Regions from separate parts of the Homo sapiens genome. Here regions 1, 2, 3, 5 and 6 are each linked to region 4. Evidence: chromatin loops called from intact Hi-C (ENCODE). Cell type or tissue: IMR-90. All regions are shown on one strand.

The links. Hi-C counts contacts between places; a loop is a spot of excess contacts. Peaks named below come from ENCODE experiments on the same cell type or tissue, not always from the same donor. Only the 100,000 strongest peaks of a DNase experiment are listed, where the experiment ranks them.
Region 1: a loop joins it to region 4, with 5 times the contacts of the local background. A loop is called at or near these places in 4 of 110 quality-filtered maps.
Region 2: a loop joins it to region 4, with 11 times the contacts of the local background. A loop is called at or near these places in 13 of 110 quality-filtered maps.
Region 3: a loop joins it to region 4, with 5 times the contacts of the local background. A loop is called at or near these places in 3 of 110 quality-filtered maps.
Region 5: a loop joins it to region 4, with 9 times the contacts of the local background. A loop is called at or near these places in 6 of 110 quality-filtered maps.
Region 6: it touches region 4 in a loop (12-fold over the local background); 3 of 110 quality-filtered maps call a loop at or near these places.

The regions. Positions count from the first base shown.
Region 1 is chr3:175,408,282-175,412,281 of GRCh38, forward strand. All of the region lies in intron 5 of NAALADL2 (N-acetylated alpha-linked acidic dipeptidase like 2), which reads left to right. Among named protein-coding and RNA genes, the nearest start is that of MIR4789, 41 kb to the left of the region's middle. In IMR-90, no CTCF peak of the experiment used is centred here; DNase peaks (open chromatin) are centred at 2,180 and 3,310; H3K27ac peaks cover 2,797 bases.
Region 2 is chr3:175,954,891-175,958,890 of GRCh38, forward strand. No RefSeq gene overlaps it. Among named protein-coding and RNA genes, the nearest start is that of NAALADL2-AS1, 180 kb to the left of the region's middle. In IMR-90, a CTCF peak has its summit at 2,266 (motif pointing right); no DNase peak of the experiment used is centred here.
Region 3 is chr3:175,144,441-175,148,440 of GRCh38, forward strand. All of the region lies in intron 2 of NAALADL2 (N-acetylated alpha-linked acidic dipeptidase like 2), which reads left to right. Among named protein-coding and RNA genes, the nearest start is that of NAALADL2-AS3, 31 kb to the left of the region's middle. In IMR-90, a CTCF peak has its summit at 2,003 (motif pointing left); no DNase peak of the experiment used is centred here.
Region 4 is chr3:176,428,528-176,432,527 of GRCh38, forward strand. No RefSeq gene overlaps it. Among named protein-coding and RNA genes, the nearest start is that of MIR7977, 85 kb to the right of the region's middle. In IMR-90, a CTCF peak has its summit at 1,928 (motif pointing left); a DNase peak (open chromatin) is centred at 1,924; H3K27ac peaks cover 433 bases.
Region 5 is chr3:176,937,160-176,941,159 of GRCh38, forward strand. No RefSeq gene overlaps it. Among named protein-coding and RNA genes, the nearest start is that of TBL1XR1-AS1, 98 kb to the right of the region's middle. In IMR-90, a CTCF peak has its summit at 2,035 (motif pointing left); a DNase peak (open chromatin) is centred at 2,022.
Region 6 is chr3:175,429,193-175,433,192 of GRCh38, forward strand. The region is part of intron 5 of NAALADL2 (N-acetylated alpha-linked acidic dipeptidase like 2); the gene reads left to right. Among named protein-coding and RNA genes, the nearest start is that of MIR4789, 62 kb to the left of the region's middle. In IMR-90, no CTCF peak of the experiment used is centred here; a DNase peak (open chromatin) is centred at 3,989; H3K4me3 peaks cover 1,014 bases; H3K27ac peaks cover 1,352 bases.

The sequences.
Region 1 (4,000 bases), 1.0 Mb before region 4:
TCTCACTGGACAAAAAAAGTTAGTGAGGTGATGAATATGTTAATTAGCTTGATTTAATTCTTCTACAATGCACAACAAAAATCAAAACATTATTTTGTATCCCATAAATATATACAATTATTATTAGTGTATTAAACAGAAATTTAAAAATTTAAACATATATAAAAACTAACAAATATTTAATATCTCATAACCAGGATAGCATTCTTACTGCTTTGGAATGACCATTTTCTTTGACACTTGCCTTTGAAATAATAAAGAATCCAGTTTACACTTGGAGCACCTGATAAAATTTCAAAAGAATAAAGAAACTGAGATTGTATATAATGTTTCAGAATGAATACTGCGATGATGTGTTTTGAATAATCATAAAGACTGTGTTATGGTAAAATAGATTGGTCTTGTTTATTTTGAGGGGCATAAACATGTTATCATCTCTTTAATGACCTTGTATTGTCATTATCAAAATCCTAAAATGTGCTTCTATTCTTTTTTTTCTCTTATTTGAATGAATTACTGTTAAAGGACATTTTGTATTGGCAGTAAACAATCACATGCTGGAATAGGTAGTCAAATAGATGAAAAAGTTGAGAAAATTGAAGTGAATGGATTGCTGAGTTTTTAATAGAATCTTAGTACACTTATTCATAAACTATGACTAAGCCTCATTCATTTTCTTGGGTTTTATTTACAGTTATTTACACTATACCCACATATCTTTGTCCAACTCAACTTAATTTTCCATCTAGTTTATATTACATTTCCTACTTTAAAATGTATATAGCCACTATTGTATTTTCTTAAATGACTTTTTTACACATGGAGATTTTTCTTTTCCACATGAACTCTAGGTGTTTCCTTTTCTATGTATTCTGAATATCAACCTTATATGTTTTATTTTAAAAACATAATCTTATTAAACCATAAACTCTATAGTTGTGGAGACATGGAGAAATTTCTAAAAGTCATTAGAGATTCTCTTTTTTACTTGTTACTTTAAAAAAAAAGAAAGAAAATAAATATGTTAATTGAGCTAAGTGCCTACCTACTTGTGGCAAAAGTTGTCCAGGATGTCATTGATTTGTGATTGTATTCCATTTTTACTTCTAAAAATCTTTAGTCATCATTTTGAGTGATATTTATCAATAACTTATGATGAGTGGATCTTACCCATATTGTTGACTCACCTTGCCTGTGAAAATTCTATATGTATGTTAAATTTAAGTTCAGGTAGACCTTATTATAAATTACTTGAAATAATATATATAAGTATAAGATTACAAGAAATCTAGGTGTAATTTATGTTATTTAAACAAACAGAAGGAAAACATTTTTTTTACCAATCTCCCTCCCAAGAACTTACCAAATTATTTTAGATGACTTGTAAATTCATTAATTTAGGTAGTTCAACATTTTTCAGTTATTAAAAAAAGTAGATATGTATAGCATGTTAACTATTTTACTTTCAGAGCAATTTTTTCTTGTTTTAGACATATTTAATGATGTATAAACTTAGAGAAAGAACACTGACATAATTAGATTATGCATTTGTTAATATAACCTTTATCAGGAAAGTTCAAAATATTAGAGTAAAATCACAAAGTCCAAAGTTTTAAAAGTAAAATTCATCATTCAAAGGGAAGAATCAGGGGATATTGCTGAAATATGGAAGGTTAATGAAGTTAAAGAAGTAGATATTATTTAAAAGTAGAAAGACAAGTGACTAAATAACCAAACATAATTGTATAAGGATTAAGCTTTGGAAAGAGATAGGAAAGAATAGCCTAAATTAAAATCTCATTTTGTATATCAGGAAATAAATTTATATTGTCTAAATAATTCATAAATCTAGAAATAGTGCTATAAAAGTAATTACCAAAAGCACTAAATGTGGACATAGTTAAAGACAGTGCCTTTGGGAAATGGGCTTGGGGTCCAACAGGAAGAACGTGTAATTGATTACTTTTTATCATAAGCTCAACTGTAGTCTTCTTTTGAAACTATGTACATACACTATTTTAATAGAAACATTTCTTAAAAGTTGTTTATCTTTTGAAATGATCTCTTAAGTTTCATTTAAAAGATTCCAGATGGTTGAGTTGTAACCCACAGAGAAGCTCTGTATGAACACTAATTGATGTAGAACCAAGAACTCCAAAGAAAAATTCAGGAAACAGATCTTCTCTTACACTCACCTACTGATTTATTCCACAGATGTTTATGGAGGACTTACTCATGCCAGGCATTCTGTTAAAGCACTGGGAAACGTGAGCAAAAATACCCAACATCCTTGCTCTTACAGAGCTTCTAGTCTAGAGGAAAAAAAAATGGCCACTTAAATAATTTCACAAAAATGTTGAATTTTAACATATTTACATGATACAGTAAGCACATATAGCTGGTAGCCCAACCTAGACTTTTATGGGAAGTCAAAGTCAGGGACGACTCTCCTGAGAGAGTAATAAACAATTATCTGAGGCATAAGTATGCCTTAGCTTAGAGAACTCGGCAGGTGGTTCAGATTTACAGTGAGCGGCATAGGTTACGATGCTGTGAAAGAACAAACGTGAAAAAGTGGACAGACGCCCTCTTTTTTGCAAAGAGTAAAGGAGAGCAGGATGTAAGATAGAACTGAGGGTGAAGGTAATGGGATAGACATCACAATAAGAAGCCATTGAAATGTTATAGCGATCATATTTATGTTTCATAAAGTCCTTTTGGATGCGGTGTTATAGGACCATTAGACGGGCAAAAGAACAGATCTAGTGAGGGCAATGAAAGAGTGTGTCAATAAGCTCTGGACGAGAGTGATTATAGTCTTAGAATAGAGAGGTAGCAGTAAAGATTTAAACCACATGAGTGGAATCAACAGATAAGTATCAGGAAGGGGCAGCAGTGTTCTCTATTAAACTGTACAGAGGAGGTGGCCTATAATTTACTAGTTTCTGCATGCAAAAATAGGTGAATTGAAAGAACATTGCATTAAGAGGAACTGCAGGAAGTAGAGCAGCTTTGAGTTATGCTCTTAATTTACATTTGACACACAGTGTGATACCTGCAAAAATTCAGGAAGAGGGATTAAGTAGTATGTATGTTAGAAATACTGGTCTGATTTTCAGAGAAGAGTGCGGACTGGGGGTAAAAATTTGAGTCAACTCTATTGATGTGCGAATTGAAGGCCTGGGTGTGGAGGAATTGTTATGGGGGAAAAATGAAGTAAAATGTAATGAGAGCTTAAGACACAGAATTGGGAGACCTCCAACTTGTAATAAAATTGTATAAGGGAGGAGTTGAATAAGCAAACAAGAAGGAGAAATGCTTGTAATCATAGAGAGTGATTCATGTGAAGAAATTTCATTTTGTAACAAAGAAAAGGGATGGATGAACGGGGCAGAATATGACTGTGTCCATTTGAAATCCAGTCAGTCACAAGCTAAGATGTCCAAAATCAGAAACAAAAGTATTTTAATTTTGTCTGGTAATGAACTATTTTAAAAACAATTACGTTGTATCACTGACTAATTGGTCAATGTTTGTGTTCAACAATGGGAGATCAACTCATCAGAGCCACTGGGAGCTTAACTGTGCATTGGCTCTGTGAAGATTGCTTGCAAGATGCCAGAGCTTATTCTACAACTTCCAAGCAGAGGAAGGGCTAGAGTCAAATTATGAGATCACATAGCCAGAAATTCAAAAAGACTAGATAAATTCTGTAAACCCTGATCGAAGATAGCAGGCTGCTTCTAAATGCCCAAGGCTCTGCCCAAAGGGAGAACTTCTGTCTGAGTCAGAATCCTGATTCTGGCTAGCAGTCACTTGACAGTCTGAATTCAACATTGTTCTTGTATTTGAATTATAATCAACGTATTTTTATTCTAAGTTGACGTCTCAACAAGTGTGGGAACACCCTTTACCAATTCTTACAGTCTTTTCCCCCCTTTTTATGCTAAGGATGACACAAAAGATAGATTATGTATGTGCACGTGCACGCGTATAGTTT
Region 2 (4,000 bases), 470 kb before region 4:
AGGGTCTTTGCAGACATAATTAAGAATCTTGAGATGAGATTGTTTTGGATTAGCCTGGTGTGCCCTAAATCCAATGACAAGTATCCTTTTAATACAAAAGAGAACACACAGACATAGAGAAGAAAAAAGTGTGTTAAAAAGGCAGAGATTACAGTGATAGAGCTGAGGAGGCCAAGGAATGTCTATAGCCACAAGGAGATGGAAAAAGTGGGGTCTCCCCTAGAGCCTTCAGAGGAATCACAACTTTGCTGACACCTTGATTTTAAATTTCTGACCTCCAGAACTTTGAAAAAAAAAAATCTTTCTGTTGTTTTAAACCACTAAGTTTATGATTATTTGTTATGGCAGCTGCAAGAAACTGATACATTGGTTAAACAGGAACTATTCAAGGCATTCCTATTGGCCATATTTCTCTCTTGACATTTTTATCCTATGTAAGCATATTGAAAATATTGTTTTCAGTATTTGAAAGGAAACAGTATTTGGAAAATCTTTGAAAAATGTTATTCATTTTAATCTGCACATTATCATCCTCATCCATGATCTATTTTTGGTTTAATGAAGAAACAATAAATTACTTCAGAGGATTATATTAATAGTTATTTAGGAATATGCTACTATCACTCCAATCGTACAATGCTTCGTATCTACAAAAGAATATTTGTTTTATCTGGAAAGAAGGCTAAGGCAGAAATCATCTATTTTACTGATGATAAATTTGAGACTTTTTCATTCATTCATTGATTAAATAAACATTTATTGAACACCTAAGTACCATTGTTTGGTACAGATTCAACAGGAAATACCGAAACAAACATCCTTTCTTCTGAATCTTACATTATATTAGAGTTAGAGGAGAGATTTTAAAAAAAGATAACAAATAATAAAGTATATATTATTAAAGCAGGCTAAGGAGCAAAGAGAGCTGTGTTAGAAGGGTTGCAAAGTTAAATAAGACAGTCATATCTCTGAGAAATTCTTCAGGAAGGTGAGGAAGTGAGTTGTGAGGACACATGGGGAAATGCTTTCCAAACATAATGCATAGTCAGTGTGAATATCTGTGCCCTGTCACTCAAGGAACTGTAAATAGAACAGAGAAAGCACACAGGAGGCTAGTAGTAAATGAAGTCAAAGAGATAATAATTTTATTTAAATTTAAATTTCAAACATGTTTTGTGCTACTTGAGGATTTTGACTTGTTTTCGGAATGAAATGCAAAATATTAGAAAGTTCAAATAAAGGGGATAAGGTCTAATTTGTGATTTAAAAGGCATATTCTCTCTGCTGTGTATAGATGATAGGTGTGAAAAGGGAGAATGAAGAAAATCAGGAGACTGTTGGAAGCCTGGTCCAAACAACTGCGACCAGACTGTTTGTATTAAGATGAAACAATGTAGATAGAGAGAAATATAAAATTAAATATGGCTTACTACCAGATTGGATTTAGTGTGTATATTATACACTTTTAAACTTCGTATATTACAGGTGCCTCAACATCCCTGTTTTAGTCTGCTCTGACACTGCTAATAAAGACATGCCTGAGACTGGGTAATTTATAAAGGCAAGAAGTTTAATTGACTCACAGTTCCACATGGCTGGGGAGGCCTCACAATCATGGTGGAAGGTGAGTGAGGAGCAAAATCACTTCTTACATGGTGGCAAGCAAGACAATGAGAGCCAGCAGGGGAAATGTCAGACACTTATAAAACCATTAGATCTCGTGAGAACTCACTCACTATCACGAGAACAGTGTAGGGGGAAAACCATCCCCATGATTCCATTATCTCCACCTGGTCCCACCCTTGACACATGGGGGTTATTACAATTCAAGGTGAGATTTGGGTGGGGACACAGAGCCACACCATATCAATCTCCACAAACAAGCTGTGAGCACCCCACCCAGGTGACCTGATGCACCAGTGTGATAAGGCAGGTTCCTGCCACAAGTTCCCCTTCTTGCCTTTCCCTGACTATAATCAAGTGACATTTCAATGTACCAGTAAAATTTTCTCATGCCTTTTGCTGGTGTACTTCACTCTGACCCTTCAGTAAAAGCACTTGCCCATGGATCATCACTCTCTCTCCGCTCCCCATCTGCTTGGTTGAACCTACTCCCTAGGAACTCCTCCCATATGACCCCATTGCATGGCTTGCCATGCCTCCTGTCTTTAGGACCTGTGCATATAATAAATTCTTTACTTTTATATGCCTTGCTGAGTGCAATGCCTGTGGCCATGTTGGAATAATCCTTAAACGCCCACAAGAGGGCCATACTCTCCTGTTTGCTACACAGAATGGGAGAAAAAGAGGAACCAAAGCTTATTCCAAGATGTTTAACCTGTTTTACTGGAAAGATGAAGCCATCATTAACTGGGAGCGAGAAGACAACAGATAGATTATATTTGAAGAGGTGAGATCATGGATATGATAGCTTTCAGATATTTATTTAATCTACAAAATGTTGAGTTGGTAGTGAGAGATATACTCAACTGAAATTCAAGGAGGAGGTCCAGGATAGCGATGTTTATTTGGAAATCATTTGGATATAGAAGATATCTAAAAGCATGCAACTGAATAAGATCACCAATGAAGTGACATAAATAGAAAAAATAAGAGGTCCAAGGACTGATTCCTGGGGCACTTCAAAGTTTGTCCTCAGTGACATAAGAGGAAGAAACAAAACTTCTGTGGTTCCAGAAGCCATTAGAAAAAAGCAACACCAAAAAAGGTTCTTAAGGAGGAAGTGAGATCAACGTGACAGCTGGCAAGTCACTATTATGATAGCTATTAGTTGACTATTGGATTTGGCAATGTGGAAGTCATTGCTAACTTGAGAAGAAGAAGTTTGGTGGAGTGGTAGGGGCAAAATCAAGATTACAGTGGATTTAAAAGACAATAAGAAGAGAGGAAATGGAGAGAAAAAATATTGACAACTCTTTCAAGGGATTTAACTATAAAGAGCAGAGAAATGAGACCATGATTATGTCAAATGAAGAGGAGTTGTGTCAGAATGACTTTAAAACAGGTAAACTAGCAGGAACAATCCAATAAAGAGAAAAAGCTTGATAATACAAGAATAAAATGAGGAAGTTCTAATGATATTCTAGAGTAGGTGGAGGAGGAGTAAACTTTAGAGTGTAAGTCAAACATTTGCTGTTAAGTAGGACCATAATGACTTCAACTCTACTAACAGAAGAGAGGAGACTATGGGTCTAGATACTAGAGGGTACCAAGATGTAATGTTGAGAGAGTTTCCTTCAGATTGCTTTTATTTTCCTAGTGAATTAGAAAAAAAGATCATCAACTGAGAAAAAGTGGGGTAGGGGATATTAGCAGATTAAAAAGAGAATATGGTGTAATATTCATCAAGGACTGTGACAGAGTAAGTGAGTGAAGAAATGCTTGCTCCATGTTAGATTAAGGTTGTGTAACTTTGCCAAGAATACCACAGAAAAAAATGTTTTGCTCTTTTAGGTTATTCATATCAGGAGTACATGATATGGACAGGGCTTATTACTGGCGATATTGACTTTGATCTCTTGTTTTCATGTGGTCTCTGCCAGGTTTCTCCACTATAAGGTTGTAATTTCCATCTTGTAACTAGTAAATACCATGTATGGGAAAACCATACCAAGACCCCAGTTTTCATTACAATTTTTCTCACTAATTTAGCACCATTTAATGACTCGTGTGTAATAATTATTACTGTGTTATTGGCACAATGAAGATTTGCTATTTCCATCATTCCTTCTGTGTTTACTAATTGGAATCCTACTCTCAGGAAGTGCTGCCCCTTTTCCCACATTTATTTATTTAATTAGTTAATTATTTCTATCAGAATGAACTCCTTTATATTATTCTAGAGAATACAATAAAATATCATAATTATTTATACTCTTGCTCAAATTGTTCCATCTCTGACCATTGTGAGCTCCTGTTGCATGTCCCCTGTGTCATTCCAACATGCCTCTATCTTTTCTGTGCACTTCCTTGCTTTCTG
Region 3 (4,000 bases), 1.3 Mb before region 4:
GTTTTGTGTTTATTTTTTCTTCTGATTACAAAAGTAATACAGTCTAAAGTGTAAAACACTTTATATTGAGAAAATATACAGAAAGAGTGAAACTTTCTTATGATTGCGCAATCCAGAGATGGCCACTTTTAGCACCTTTGAATATTTCCTATGTTTATTCTCACTGAATTTATCCCCCACATGCAGGATCATGCTATATACAGAATTTTGTGTGTTACTTATCTCCGTCACTTTTTTCCTTCATATTTTTGGGCAGCCCTTCAGGTTTATTCTCTAAATCCCTGATTTTATTTTCCTCCTGTGCCAGTTCTTGTGTTTAATGCCTCCAATGTTGATTTTGATTTTGCCATTGTGTTTTCAGATTTCTTTTAATTTTTACTCATTTAGACAACCATTGTTTGAATCTCAGCCTGTTGCTTCTTCATCTCATACAAGATTACGGCATTTCAAAGAGACTTTGGAATCCTGTATGTTTTCAATACAAGTTTCAAAATTCTCCTTTACTTCCTGGTAACAAGTCTTTTTTCTTTTTTTAATCAAAAACATTCCATTTCTTTATTCACCACCATGTTCCTCTTTCCTTGATTTGATGTATTGCTTTTTCACACTTACAAATTTTAAATATTTAATTTCATCCCTGGATAGAGAAGGATTTGGGAGGGGCTGTCCTAGCTCTTGCTAATAGGCAGGGTAATTTTCCTTAGTCCCCTTATTCTTCATTTAGGTGGTGACAAAATTTCCCTAGTGAATACCGTGTTTTGATGACTCACATGGATCAATGTTCAGTCACCTCCTCTAGATCTTTTATCTGCAGTGCCCATTGGCTTGGTATCACTTCCTTTAGCTCTCTGAATTTTTAATTTTGTAAGTTGCTCTTCTTCTTCCAATTAGATTTAGACAAATTTCTATTTCCCAGTGACCTACATGGCAGTAGCACTCAATAAACCTAAACCCACAAACATATATCTGTGTTAAGGACGTTGAACAGATTGCCTTCAGAATTAACAGAATTGGTTTTCTATATTTCTATTGGCTTGACGAGCAATGGATGAAACTTATCGGAAAGAAAATGTATTTTTTTTCTTCTTTCATTTGACCTTTCTTAAGCCTAGATTTATGAATTTGGGCTTAAAGATAAAGCTGTTTAGAAGTAGTGCTGAACCAGGGACTTACTTTGTTCTTGGCTGATTTGCTGATTGCCTAAGCATTCAATTTTGTATTACTGTCTTGATACTTCTGTGTATTTTTTTTTACCTGAATTATTGCTATTGCAAAACTAAATGCTTTCTACTAATTTTACACAAAATTATTACTTTGGCAATAAGGATTTACTGTTCCTTATAATAATTGAACTATTTAAAGTTTTTAATAAAAGATATTCTAAAACAAGTCTTCCTACCACTTCAAATAATTCAGAAGTTGTTTGAAATGTACTCTTTTGACAAATATTAATAAACCTCTTCTTTATCATTTCAGACATATAGCTAGAATCAAGTACTGACTGACTCCTGTGGATGTGGAAATTGTTTTCCATGTTTTTGTAGCACACAAATTAGATTAATGTAATTCTCAGTTTCCACCTTTGTCAGAATTCTCACTGTAGAAAATGTGACACATACTGTATTTGGTAATAAGTAAGATTCGTGATTCTTACAGAATAGTAAAAAATCTCATCAGCTGAAGTCTCCCTATTGGCCTATTATTGTAAATTTTCTTGAATTTTAAATTTGGCTCATGTGTGTCTGTTGACTCTTACATAACCTTCTTCATACAAAATAAATTCAATTCCATCAAAATTTATTTTAGGTAACTACTAGATCACAAAGTGAGTCTCTGGTCTACCCAGAAAAAAGAGAAGGACTGTGGAAAACAATGGAAAATGATTTGAAATAAGCATCAAATATGTACAGTGCTCCCATTTGCACAGCTTTTATAGAAAAATGAGTAAATATCAGTATTGTGCTTATTTGAGTTTTACAGCCTGAGTTTTCCCCTGTCTGCCCTCTGGTGGGACTACTAATAACTAACTGGCAAGCTAAAATAATTATTGTAGAGAATGCATTAAAAAATTGTAGATAAATCAGAGATGAAATGAAATTCATAGAATATTACTTTTGCTTCACAAAGTAGGGCATATAGCATATTACTAACAGTGTGCTGGACGAACTAGATTGTGAAAAATGAATGGCTTCAATCACATGAACTAAGAAGAAAAATAATGAAAGAGGCTGAAAGTTACTATTTTACTTCGTGATGCGTATATGTTTTCCCTTGTAATTACTTGACAAAATAGTGATAGGAAAACCAATTACTTGACTATTTTGCCTTCCATGTGTGAAATTGTTGGCTTAACTTTTCTCTTTTTGAAAAAGGGAAGGTAGCTTTTTTTTTAACTAAATTTAATTAAATTACAATTTACTAACGTCATTCAGGTACATAATCTTCTCCCAAGATCTGAAGTGGATCAGTTATTTTAATGAAAAAAAATGCATATGATGTAAATGGCTAAATTTTAATATAGTCCCCAAATTATTTGCATTTGTGCAAATCTTTCTGGGTAAAAGCACTGATTTTTGTCTTTTTTTAGGAAAACTCAACTAAGATCTTTTGAAGTAATTCTGTAGTTAAGAAAAGCAAACATGATTTTTAAAAAATAATTTCAAATTCATTTTAGATTCAAGGGATACACATGCAGGTTTGTTACATAGATATATTGCATGATGCTGAAATTTGGAGTACCTGTCACCCAGGTAGTGTGTAGAGTACCCAATAGGTAGTTTTCAAATCTTGCCATCCTCCTTTGCTCCCCGTTCTAGCACTCCCCAGTGTCTATTGTTGCCATCTTTGCATCCATCCATACCCAATATTTAGCTCTCACTTATAAGTGAGAACATGCCGTATTTGGTTTTCTGTTCCTGGATTAATTCACTTATGATAATGGCCTCCAGCTGCATCCAGGTTGCTACACAGAACATGGTTTTGTTCTTTTTTGTGGCTGTGTAGTATTCCATGACATATTATGTACCACATTTTCTTCATCCAGTCTACCACGGATGGGCACCTAGGTTGATGATATGTTTTTGCTATTGTGAATAGTGCTGCAATGAACATGTGAGTGCATATGTCTTTTTGGTAGAACAGTTTATTTTTGGGGGGGGTATATACTCAATAATGGGATTACTCGGTTGAATGATAGTTCTGTTTTATGTTCTTTGAGAAATCTTCAAACTGCTTTCCACAGTGGCTAAACTAATTTATATTACCACCAACAGCGTGTAAACATTCCCTTTTCTCTGCAGCCTCGTCAGCATCTGTTGTTTCTTGACTTTTTAATAATACCCATTTTCGGCCAGGCGTGTTGGCTCACGCCTGTAATCCCAGCACTTTGGGAAGTCAAGGCAGGTGGAAAGCCTGAGGTCAGGAGTTCGAGACAAGCCTGACCAACATGGTGAAACCTCGTCTCTTCTAAAAATACAAAAATTAGCCAGGCATAGTGATGGACGCCTGTAATCCCAGCTATATGGGAGGCTGAGACAATAGAATCGCTTGAACCCAGGAGGCAGAAGTTGCAGTGAGCCGAGACTGGGCCATTGCACTCCAGCCTGGGCAACAAGAGCAAAACTCTGTCTCAAAATAATAATAATGATAATGATAATAATAATAATAATAATAATAATAATAATAAAATAATAATAATAGCCATTCTGACTGGTATGAAATGCTATCTCATTGTGGTTTTGATTTGCGTTTCTCTGGTGATTAGTAATTTGACTTTTTAAACATTTTTGTTGTCTGCTTGTATGTCTTATTTTGAGAAGTGTCTGCTCATTTTTTGCCTACTTTTTAATGGGGTTATTGGTTTTTTGCTGTTGAAAGTTCTTTATAGACTCTGGATATTAGATCTTTGTGGGATACTTAATTTGTGACTATTTTCTTCAATTAGGTAGGTTGTCTGTTGATTTTGTTGATAGTTTCTTTTGCTGTGCAAAAGCTCTTTAGT
Region 4 (4,000 bases):
GACACTGAGAGCTGGGGGTCCTGAGAAGCCCCCAGAACCCAACAGCCAGGGATGCCTGGCAGAAGGAAACTCAGCCAATGCCAGAGACACTGCCCAAAGAGAAGAGGGAATGTTCTAGCCTCTTCCCTCTTCCTAAGCTTTGAACTCACACAAGTGCCTCCCTTTAGCTGAATCCGTTGACATAGGATCCTGAGAAATGCAGCCTGCAGGAGTCAGTTTCTCTGTGATGCAGACTAAAACCGGAAGAGTAAGGAGAGGTAAGCAGTCCCAGTACTGGCTCAGCTACATATTTCATTTAATGTAAACCACACATGAACATTTGCCTGAGCTTTCGGTTATGACATAAGTCTAACCAAAGATTAAAAACAAAAAGAAGAGCATGTTAAATCCAGCTCCCTCCCAAAAGTCGTATTATTAATTTTAATGCTCAGTTGTGACAAACTTGTTAGCATACCCTTGCAATCAAATGGATATAAAGTATCAATTACATTAAGTATGTGTGAAAACAATATTGATAAAACTGTTTTAATTATGTACGACAACAGAACTAATATCCTACCATTGAAATTTAATTTTAATATTCCATACCTGTTCTTTTTATTTTAATAATCCACATTTTTTTAAGTTGGGATCCAACACTGTCATAGTAGATATCACTTTAGTAAATTCTAAGTTTTTTCTATAACATACTATTACCTTTAATCACTGTAGCAACATAATTTATTAAATAATGTTTCTCTTTACTCAAACTGGCTAAAAGGGCCTTACATGAAATCCTCAAGAAGAACAATATGGAAGCCATCTGCAGTAGACCATGCAATAGACCAAGAACTTTATTAATAATAGACCATAAGCTAGAATAAAATAATTAAAATATAGCAATTGGAAAAAAATGTTATGGGCAACAAACTGAAAACCATTTTATTTTAAAATACCCTAGGTGTGGATATTGTATTTAAAAATACCCTCGCTGAGAAATAGCAACCAGAGTTATCTTGCATATACCAATAAAAGATGAAGGTGGCTTTCATATTATGATTTTGTTCTTAAGAAAATTGTTAGGCAATTTATGGATAGAGCCACAAGCCATCACAAGTAACAAATGGATTTAATTATTATGAGAGTAAGTCGACTGTTTCATTGCATTCATGGACTTAAATCATATGTTATTTCCAAAAGAGATTCAACATGGATTAAAACAAAAGTGCAATATAATAAAACTAAGCTATTAACCCAGAATTAAAGGTACAGTAATAATTAAAGTTTAAAAAGTAAGTCATGAAACTCTTGCTAAAAAAAAAAAAAAAAAAAAAAATTATGCCTGAGCATCCTAGAAGCAGAAACAGGGAAAGTGTTGGGTTTTGCAGCACTCGGGGTCAAATTAAAGGGAATGTATGTGCCCTCAATGAAAAGGGCGGTGAAGTTTCAATCACATTTTCAGCCTTAGTCAGGTTGAACAGTGACAGCATCACACTGAACTCTGACAGAAAAAAAAAATTGGCTTGATCTCTTGATCTCAGTCATGCTAAAGGCAAAAAATTCCAGGGACATTGATATGATTCCTTAGAGATTCAGTGATATTTGTCTGAGTGGTAACCATCCTAATCTTATAAAATTCCCACTTTAATTCATTGTCTATGTCTTCAGTAAAATGTATGATTGTATGCATAATTTTTTTTTCAAAATTATGTTACTGATTCCAGGAGAGCAAAATGATTATTTTTGGATATTGAGAGAACTGTCATGACAAAGATTTTGGTAAAAATCAAGCTGTGAATGAGTAGAAACAACTTAATAATTCAAGAACTTAAAATGAATAATTTTGCATTGGAAAACAGATTTGGAAATCCCAATCATTTTGGCACAAAGTTTAATTTTGGTGTAATGAGCTTGTTTATAGGCATAACATGGAAGTAGATCACTATTGCCATCTCCTGGCAAGCAAACCACATGACCACAGTTTAAATCTTTTTGGAGAGCCACATATTGTGAGAAAGCAAGATTACCCCATAAATAGGCAATAAAGTATAGGATATTTATTGTAAGACCATCATTGGATTTTTATTCTTTATTTCTATAAGACCTTTACAAAAACCCATTAGAGTTGATAAATAGTAACGTTTGTTTTATGAGCTCTTTATATTGAACAGGAATTCTGCTTGATATGACTCTTTAAATGCATATGATGGATCTACCTGCGATTGAAACAAATATTAGAAATGCTTCAAAAAGAAAACTTAGAAAGTGTTTGCAATGCATTGGTAGAAAGCAGCCAGCATTGTCCCTACCACTGCATACAGCCCAGAAAGTGACAGGTAGCTTTCTACCACATAATAAAGCTGAAGGGATGGCTAACAGCTTGAACAGCATTAATTCATCTTTCTGCTGTGGGGGCTTTCACCAGAGATTAATCATACACTCCCTCCAACTTGCCTTCTCATCTTGCTGTGTTTCTGTTTAATTTCTCTTTCTTACTATGTTCTCCTTTGCAATCTATTGCTGCTGTTGCATTGAACCCCCTTCCCTCTCCTCCTCACATCTGGACATCAGATCGTCAGCTGCCTCCAAGCCTGGTTCATGCACTCCCTGCCTGAGACGTCAGCTGAGCCATTTATGAACTAGATGTCACTCAAGTCTGCAAGCTGTGCTCCAGGGTATCATCCTGTCTTAGAGACTCCAAGTTCTTGCAGCTGCTGAGTAAAAAAGGAGAATGAGATGTGGCTTCAAGCTATTACCCTCCAGATCAGAATGCCACGTTCCATATAGTTCTGAGGCTTGACATGTCATCTTATCAAACTAATCATTTCGTCAAGGATGAGCATAATAGCGAACTTCCACAAGATGGGTTGAAAACACCAAGACAATTGACATAAAAAAAAAATCTTCTGAAGTCATTCTTTGGAGGAAGAAAGAAAATGCATTGTTTTTGTTGTTGTTTTACTTATCACATTGATCATAAATTCTTCCTAATCTAAATTCCATTCCCCACCAACCCACCAACTAGCTCAAGGTCACATTTAGCTTACACTAAGGTGAAACAGGAACGAACATTTGAGAAAAAAACCTGGACTTTAGCTTTGATGTATAAAATCACTCCAGTTCAGTGTCTTCGTGGTCCTCTGTTGAAGTTTCATATTGCCTGCCTGTTGCATCCCTAGTTAAGGCAATTTCCTGAAGAGCCAACCTTGGGAAAACAATAGAAGAAAATCATCTTCTATACCTGGAGTTAGAAAACTGATGAAGCCAAAGTACAGAGGGCAGATCAAAGGGAATGACTCCTATAAAATATGCCCAATTTCTGAATTACAAATGACCACTCAGGGAACCTTCCCCTTATAGAGAGAAATTCAGATAAATCAATAAAAAGAAAATCCTCACAGAAATAAGAAAAAGATTTTGAAAGGAGGAAGAGAGGTCAAAATAATTAAAGGTTATAGCAATAATCTTTCAAAGCAATAATAGCATTAAAGTTCGCATATATGGCGCTTACTATGTGCTAACCATGCCTGTCGTCATTTCACATGTATAAATTCATTCAATTCTCACAACAATCCTATTATCTCCATGTTAAGACATAAGGAAACAGAGCACAAAGAGACTTGGAAACACACATGGTAGATTCACGATTCCAACCCACGTGGTCTGACTCTTAACCACTGAATTAGTCAGGGTTCTCCAGAGACACAGAACCAATAGGATATATAAATAGATGAGAGGGAATTTGCTAGGGAAGTTGGCTCATTACAGAAGATGAGGCGTCCCAGGCAATCTGCAAGCTGGAGATCCTGGGATGCTGGTAGCATGGTTCAGTCCAAGTTTGAAAGCCTCAGAACCAAGGATGCTGATGATATAATTCTCAGCCCGAGGTTGAAGGCCTGGGAACCTAGGGAGCCATTAGTGTGAGTCGTGGAGTCCAAAGGCCAGAAAGCCTGGGGTTCTGATGTCCAAAGGCAGGAGAAATGTGGCCCAGATGCAAGAAAGAGAGAGAAACAAGTAATTG
Region 5 (4,000 bases), 510 kb after region 4:
TTATATGTTTGTTGGCTGCATAAATGTCTTCTTTTGAGAAGTGTCTGTTCATATCCTTTGCCCACTTTTTGATGGCATTGTTTGTTTGTTTTTTTTTTCCTAGTAAATTTGTTTAAGTTCCTTGTAAATTCTGGATATCAGACTTTTTGCAGATAAGTAAATTGCAAAAATTTTCTCCCATTCTGTAGGTTGCCTGTTCACTCTGATGATAGTTTCTTTTTTAAGCAAAGAATTCTAAGTTGACAGTTTTCATCCTCTAAAAGATTTCTTACCAAAGTATCATTAGGTTAAAATCTTCAGTACCACCATTAAACCAAAATCAAAGAAAGATTTTGTTTTGCTTATAGATAAATTTATGAATTTTAGTTCTTCTCCTCTCAGCTAAAAACAGGTTGTTATTGTTAGTTGATTTGTTACTCATTTTTCTTTGATTTCTCAGAAAAAGAAAACCTAATGCTGGGCTACAAAAAGTATATATGAGGTAAAAATTCTAGACTTCTTTTTATCTCTGTGGCATAGTTAGGATAGAAGTAGAAGACACTGGACATGATTTTGCTTAAAAGAATTTAGCACACTGAACAGTTGGATTAAATCCAATTTAAGAAAGAATCAGCTATAGAGAAATGAGTTGCTGAACATCCTAGAAAGAATCTGAGAGGTTTAGCATCCTTTGGCGATGGAAAATTTCCTAATACTCTCCTCCAAGAAAACAGAAAAAGGGAAGGTTTTAACTTCATAAATGAAATTTAACTCAAGATGACTGCCATTTTATTTTTACCTGGCCTAATAGGCACATACCCAGAGAGACAAAGAAAGTAAATAAGAAATGTATCCACATTAACTTCAGAGTAATTTAATAGCAAAATGCTAGCCTAGCAGTTCAAACTCAAATGAAGTTGGCATTTCCTTTACTTATTTCTGACAATTTTTCAAAATACAGCTTCTCCCAAATTAGATGTAGGAGAACAGAAAGCACTAGACTTCTCAAGCCTTTAGCTTAAAAGCAACAGAGTCATAAGTTCATTGGTTGCTGCAGACACCAGTGGAATGTCTTTTGTAAATATCTATTGGCTGACAGCTTTTTAACACTGCAACTAAAAGGGATCTGAGATTTTTAAAATAAGATGTTACTTTGCAATGCAGAAGGTAAATCTGACAGAAAGCAAATAATATTCTCAGCAAATGCAGTAGTGCAATGGACTAGCAAACGTATTAGCAAGTTAAAAAAAAAAAAAGTGTTTGAGGGCCCAGGAGCTTCACCTTTAGTAAATGACGCAAGACATAGACATACCCTTTAAAATTATGTTCACCTTAAAACCTCAGGTTTCGTCCAACACTCAGTCTCAATTCCTTACTGCAAAAAAACAATGTGACTTGAAAGACACAGTAACGGCCCTACACTACAAAGTGACATGTTTTAACCCAACAACCTAACTTTAAAGAGGAGGATCATGGTAGGGATATTTTCAAAAGATCTTAAATCAGAGCTCGAAATATATGTATCTTTTCTTTCTAAATCCAGCATACTATAATGTTCTCCTTCCTTTAAAATAACAAAGATTTTGTGCAGAATAGCAGAACAACTTTGCAAGCTTGATTAAAAGGCATATCAATTTCTAGGAATAGGTTTTATTTTTCAATCACATTTTCCTCTTCAAAAACCTTTATTAGAGTCTCAACTCTGTGTTCTGACCACATAATTTAGCAGAATGCTGCACTTCCCTAAGCCTATTTTCATCATTCAGTCGATTGTTCATCATGAATATAAATATAATCCATAGGCTTCAACAAAATGTGGTATACTTTTAGGACTACCTTAAAATAAAAGTTGTATAAATTGTCACTGAAAATTACACAGCCACATTACCTGTATTTCAAATTGTACTGATTACGTCTTTCATATACCCAACCCATTCAACAGAGATAATTAGATACCATAGGAAGCTCTAACATTATAAAATCAAAGAACTTAAGTCTCATTGTAAGCTGTGCCAACCAGGTCTGTGTTCCTAATGTTTATAAGGCATGGATGCCACCTACTGGCAAGCCTTAAAGATTGCAACATCTGACAAAAAGCCCTGACTTCATCCTTGCAACCATGTCAAAGTGTTCTATAGCCGAAATGCACCCGTTGTTAGGTGTACAGCTTGCCACTCTGGCTGTTAATATTTTTGTAAGGAGACCACACCAAAATAGTTTTGGCTTTTGTCATTATATCTCACATTGTAAATTCATCATATATGTATATAAATACATATGTTTGTTCATATATGTTTGGTTCACATTTTTTTTTAGAGACTATCCTCCTCTACTAGAATGTAATCTCAAGACCAGCAACATTCTACTGAACCTAGAACAGCGCCTGGCACTTTGTGAATATTCATCGTATAGTTGAATAAAAGAATAAATGAGCAGAATAATAATACGGTTTTAAGATAATAACGTATATTGGCTAGTAGCCAAAATTTCAAAAACAAAAAGACGTGAATCGAAACTGTGGCTCCCTTTTCTGTCTTCTATGACTTGGATTTTTGCCATATTTCTTAATTTCTTTAAGCGTTAGATTGCTCATCTACCAAATAGGCATAACATCAAGGTAGTTCAGACAATTGAAAGCACAAATATTTATACAGTATTTGGCACAGAGTAAGTGCATAATACTAAATATGATGATAATTATTATTCAATTTCACAATCTTGGGAATATAAAGTAGTACAGCCATTATGGAAAATAGTATGAAGTTTTCTCAAAAAACTACAAATAGAACTACTATGTAATTCAACACTCTCACTGATGGGTATATACTTTTTAAAAATCTATATATCAAGGATGGGCACGGTGGCTCATGTCTGTAATCCCAGCACTTTGGGAGCCAAAGGTGGGCGGGTCACTTAAGTCCAGGAGTTCAAGACCAGCCTGGGCAATATGGCAAAATCCCATTTCTACAAAAAATACAAAAAATTAGCCAGGCATGGTGGTGCATGCCTGTAGTCCCACTTACTCAGGAGGCTGATGTGGGAGGGTTGATTGAGCCCGGGAGGCATAGGTTACAGTGAGCCATGATCACACCACTGCATTCCAGCCTGGGCAACAGAGCGAGACCCTGTCTCGAAAAAAAAAAATCAGTATATCAAAAATATATTTGCATTTTCACATTTATTGCAGCACTATTCACGATAACCAAAATACAGAATGACCCTAAGTGTCCATCAACAGATGAATGGATAAAGAAAATGTGGTGTACCCACATGTTCTCACTCATAAGTGGGAGTTGAACAATGAGAACACATGGACACAGGGAGGGGAACAGTACGTACTGGGGCTTGCCATGGGGTGGGAGACAAGGAGAGGGAGAGCATTAGGACAAATACCTAATGCATGTGGAGCTTAAAACCTAGATGACGGGTTGATAGGTGCAGCAAACCACCATGGCACATGTATACCTATGTAACAAAGCTGCACATTCTGCACATGCATCCCAGAACTTAAAGTAAAATAAAAAATAAAAATAAACAAATGAAAAAAGAAAAAGAAAATGTGGTATACATACATGGTGGAATACTATTCAATCATAAAAAGGAATGAAATTCTGTCATTTGTAGCAACATGGATAGAACTGGAGCTCATTACGCTAGGTGAAATAAGCTAAGAACAGAAAGATAAATATCACATGTTCTCACTTCTATGTGGGAGCTAAAAAAAGTGGATCTCATGGAGGTAGACAGGGTTATTACCAGAGGCTGGGGGAAGGAAAGGGAGTAGGGAATGAAGAGGAGTTGGCTAATGGGTATAAAAATACAGCTAAATAGAAAGAATAAGTGATAATATTTGATGGTACAGTAGGGAAATTATAGTTAACAATAATTTATTGTATATTTCAAAATAGCTAGAATTGTAATGTTCTCAACACAAAAAAAGATAAATGTTTGAGATGATGAATGTCTCCATTACCCTGATTTGCTCATTACATATTAGATACATGTATCAAAATATCACTTG
Region 6 (4,000 bases), 1.0 Mb before region 4:
ACACACACACACACACACATATATATACATATTCCTTCTTTATGCATTTCTGTATTTTTTTAATTTCTCAATTTTTCAGATACGCCCTGGGGAGAGCAGGAAAACCTAACTGATTACCTTGCTCTTAAAGACAAGATATGTTTCATGCTATAAATGCTGTATATGAATTCTTTGACTTTCTTTTGCACCACTCCAGTCATATGACCTCTTTTGTTTCCTCTGGTACACTATACTGTTTCTTAATTCAAGGCCTTTACATATGTAGTTTCCTTTGCTTAGAAGGTTTCTGGAGGATAGGAATATGTGTCCTATCCTATAGTGCTAACGAGAGGAAAAATCAGGTGCAGCCACTTTTGAGTACAATTCATTGGCATATATAAAAATTTAAAATTTGCATATTTTCTGACCCCAAATCCATTTTTCCATAGCAGCCTTATGGAAACCTTCGCACATATGCAAGTTGATGTACATGCAACAAAATTCATGGAGGTTTTTATTACAATAGCAAAATTTAGATTCGTCTAAGTATATTAGAATACTATTAGAATTATGGAATACTATGCAACATCCACAAAGAATAATAAAAGAATAACATCTGCAAACTTAAATAAAGAGGTCTTTAAGCCTTCCTTACAGAGTGAAAAAGAAATGTCACAGGGTAATATGTATGAAAATATTTAAGTAAAAGAAAGTATAATAATAACATTATACAATTATTTTAAATTTTTCTATGCATTAAAATAATATGAAATTTAGGAGACACTATATTGGTGAGAGTGCCTCTTGGTAGTACAGGGAAACAAAATGTGGGGCATGGCCAAAATGGTCTTTAGCTTAACTTCAATGTTCTTGTTTTTATAATAAGAACAGCTTTATGTATTTTACTTAGATAATTAAAAATTAATAAAATTCCCTGCCATCCTCCAAAGAGAAACAGTGATTATTATTCTGTGGATCCTTTCATCTTTAATATTCTGATTTTATATTCTTTGGCCGTTAAATTATGCATTGAGAACTACCATTCTAAATTCTACCATTTTATAGTAATTAACCTGCATATTTTATAAAAATTATAAAGTTCTTCTTTAAGTTATATACGCATATGTGTATACATACATATACATATATACATGATTGTTAACCTATATATGTGTGTTAATTTGGAAACTTGAAAGCAATGAAGATTTAAAGATTCTCTATGGCATTATTTTGAAATATACCCTAATTGTAAGTATTCAGTACACAACTTTGGGATTCCAATCTTATTATTAAAGGGAATATTTCATCTTTTTGTTGGCATTTTCTTTCATATTATTAACTAAATTATATAACTCTAGTTTGTCTTCCAGCTAAAATCAGTAGGATGGGCTGATGTTATCTTCATATTTACATCTTACTTACATCTCTGTTATCCAGAGGCAGATTCACTGAATAAGTCTAACTTTGTGTCTCTACACGTTATTATTTCTTCTCTCAGTTTTTCCTGCCTCAATAAATTGCTAAATATCTGAGAGTAGCACAGAAGTCTATCTATAAATGTTTATTCTCACACTATATCTAAAAAGTCTGGACATTGTTTATTGATAACTATAATGCAGATTTAGACTATTGAGTCTTTATATAATGCTATGTCATTAGTTTGACATTAGTTAATGTTTTATAATTTCCTGTTGCTTATGGATAACCACTTAATTTTAATATCAGCCTTAGATCAGTATATAGGTGATATAGGTATAATGCTGAATCTTTTAAATCTAGCATCTCATTGATATTTTTATTGAAACTTGAGATAATTTTGAAATCTTTGAAAAGTTCAAATAAGTCCTGAATGCCTTCAGAAAATAGTTGATGTCTTTTGTACTGAAAAATGGATTCAACTTTAACAGCACACTTTCTAAAAATAGCCATCTTGCTTTCATATGATTAATATTTTCTTCGAAGCAACCTTGCAAATGTGTCACTTCTTTTGTTTCATTTCACGGCAAACATACTGTGAGAAAGTGAGCAAAGCCTGTCCTATGATCTGTTTGATTTGTGTATCTCTGTACACTTCACGAGTTGGGCATACTGCAGAAATGTCAATTTTCTTTCCTCATGGGAACCTCAAAAGAATTAAAAAAGCAGTAGCAGGACAATATGCAGTATCAGAAGGAGCAATAGAGATTTTTTGTTTGTTTGTTTGTTTGTTTGTTTAGTTCTATTGGACAGTTTATGGATAGTATTTGTCACTGGCGTAATGTGACTCATTTATATTGTACCTATTCTTCTGTGGAGCTAAAGGCACTTTATAAGCATTCTCATTCATCCTCAAGCTTTGCTATGAGCTAAGTATTAGGCAGCTTTTATTCTCACTTTATGGCCTGGGAAACTCCAGTTTAAGGAATGTCGGCGTGCAGGCATTTGCAAAGCGTTCCAAAAACAGCCAATGGGATTCACAGTAACGTGTGGACTATGACCAAGCAGTGAAAGTCAAAAGTTCTTTGTATGCAGAAGTGTTCTGTGTGAACAGGTCAGGATATTTTACTTTATTTATAGGCTTTATAGTAATACTTGTCTGATGAAGCCAAATACTAAATATAATTATTTAAAATATTCTGACTCTTCTTTCCCTTCAGGCAAGTCTTCCTACTGAATCCGTGTGATTAATAGGACTTTTATTCTTATACTCATCCAGGACTGAAACCTTAATTGCCTTCTCTCTTAATTACCTCATTGCCACTACTCTGTTCAGTGGGTTGCCAAGTTGTGACCATTCTCCTTTCCCAGACTTTTCACATGGATCTTTACCTTTCTGTGTCGAGACATCCTAATTCATGCAGCTATTACTTCTTGTTGAGAAAAAAAAATAGCTTTTAACAGTAATGACATCAGAATTTTAATTTTGAAAGCTAAAAGAAGTAGACTCTGATCTCACCTGCATAGCTTACCAGCCATATGACTCTTAGCATTACATTATTTCTGAGCTTTAGAGTTATTTCTATCACAAGAAGATAACAATAACTAGTTTGAAAAGTTGGACCCTCATATATAAAGTGTAAAAATGGAATGAGACAATATATGCCAAGTATCAAGCTCTGCACCTGGTACAAATGGGATCTATTTTTACTGTTTTCCTTGTGAATACAATACATTGTGAAACAGAATTTTTCCAGTTCTCTTCCTTCTGCATATCATTCTCAAATCAAAACTTCTAAAATCCCCTTTGATGGTACTAATTATCTTCTTAAAACTCCATAAAAATCTCCCAGTACTTACTCAGTTTTCTTAATTTAATATATAAAACCCACCATAATAAAGACTCTATAATTTTAGTCTTAATCAACACCATATGTAGTCATCTCCGGTTAACCTTGGCTCCTTGCCATTCCCTTTTCACAGCCTTATTTTCCTCCCACAGCTCATTTAATCATGTTGATTCTTTTGCCTGGAATCAGCTCCCCTACAGTCATTTTCTGTAGAGTTCGAAACATATATGGAAAAACCCTGTCAAAGCCAGGCTCATTCTATGCCAGATGTAGCTAATGAGAAGAGTTCTATTAATTGTTTTTTAGGGCTCTAGCCACTACTTTAAAAGCACTTCTTATTTTCCCATGAAGAGACAAAAATCTTGCTCAATGGAGCCGGACTTTGACATGCTGACCACTCAGCATTCATGGGAATGTGTTCTGATAGCTATTCATCAGCAACTTACTTTTATTGTTTCCTCTGACTGTATCACTGCTCTTTACAGGTACCTGTTCTCTTTCATCTGGTGTTCCCAGTCTCTTCAGGCCTGCTGAAGCATCTTTGCTGGTTCATTTCACATTTCCTGGTCCAAGACCTGGGATTTTCCGGCTACTTTATCTCTTTCATTCATTAAATAGTTGCAGTCATGAAGCTGTATGTTTGCATTTTCCAGTCGTCTCCCAGCTCTTCTGGTTTGCTCCCTGTTTCCATCCCAAGCCACAAATATACAATCAAATAGAGCTGCCAGACAGGAACCTGTTCTTGCTCTGGAATA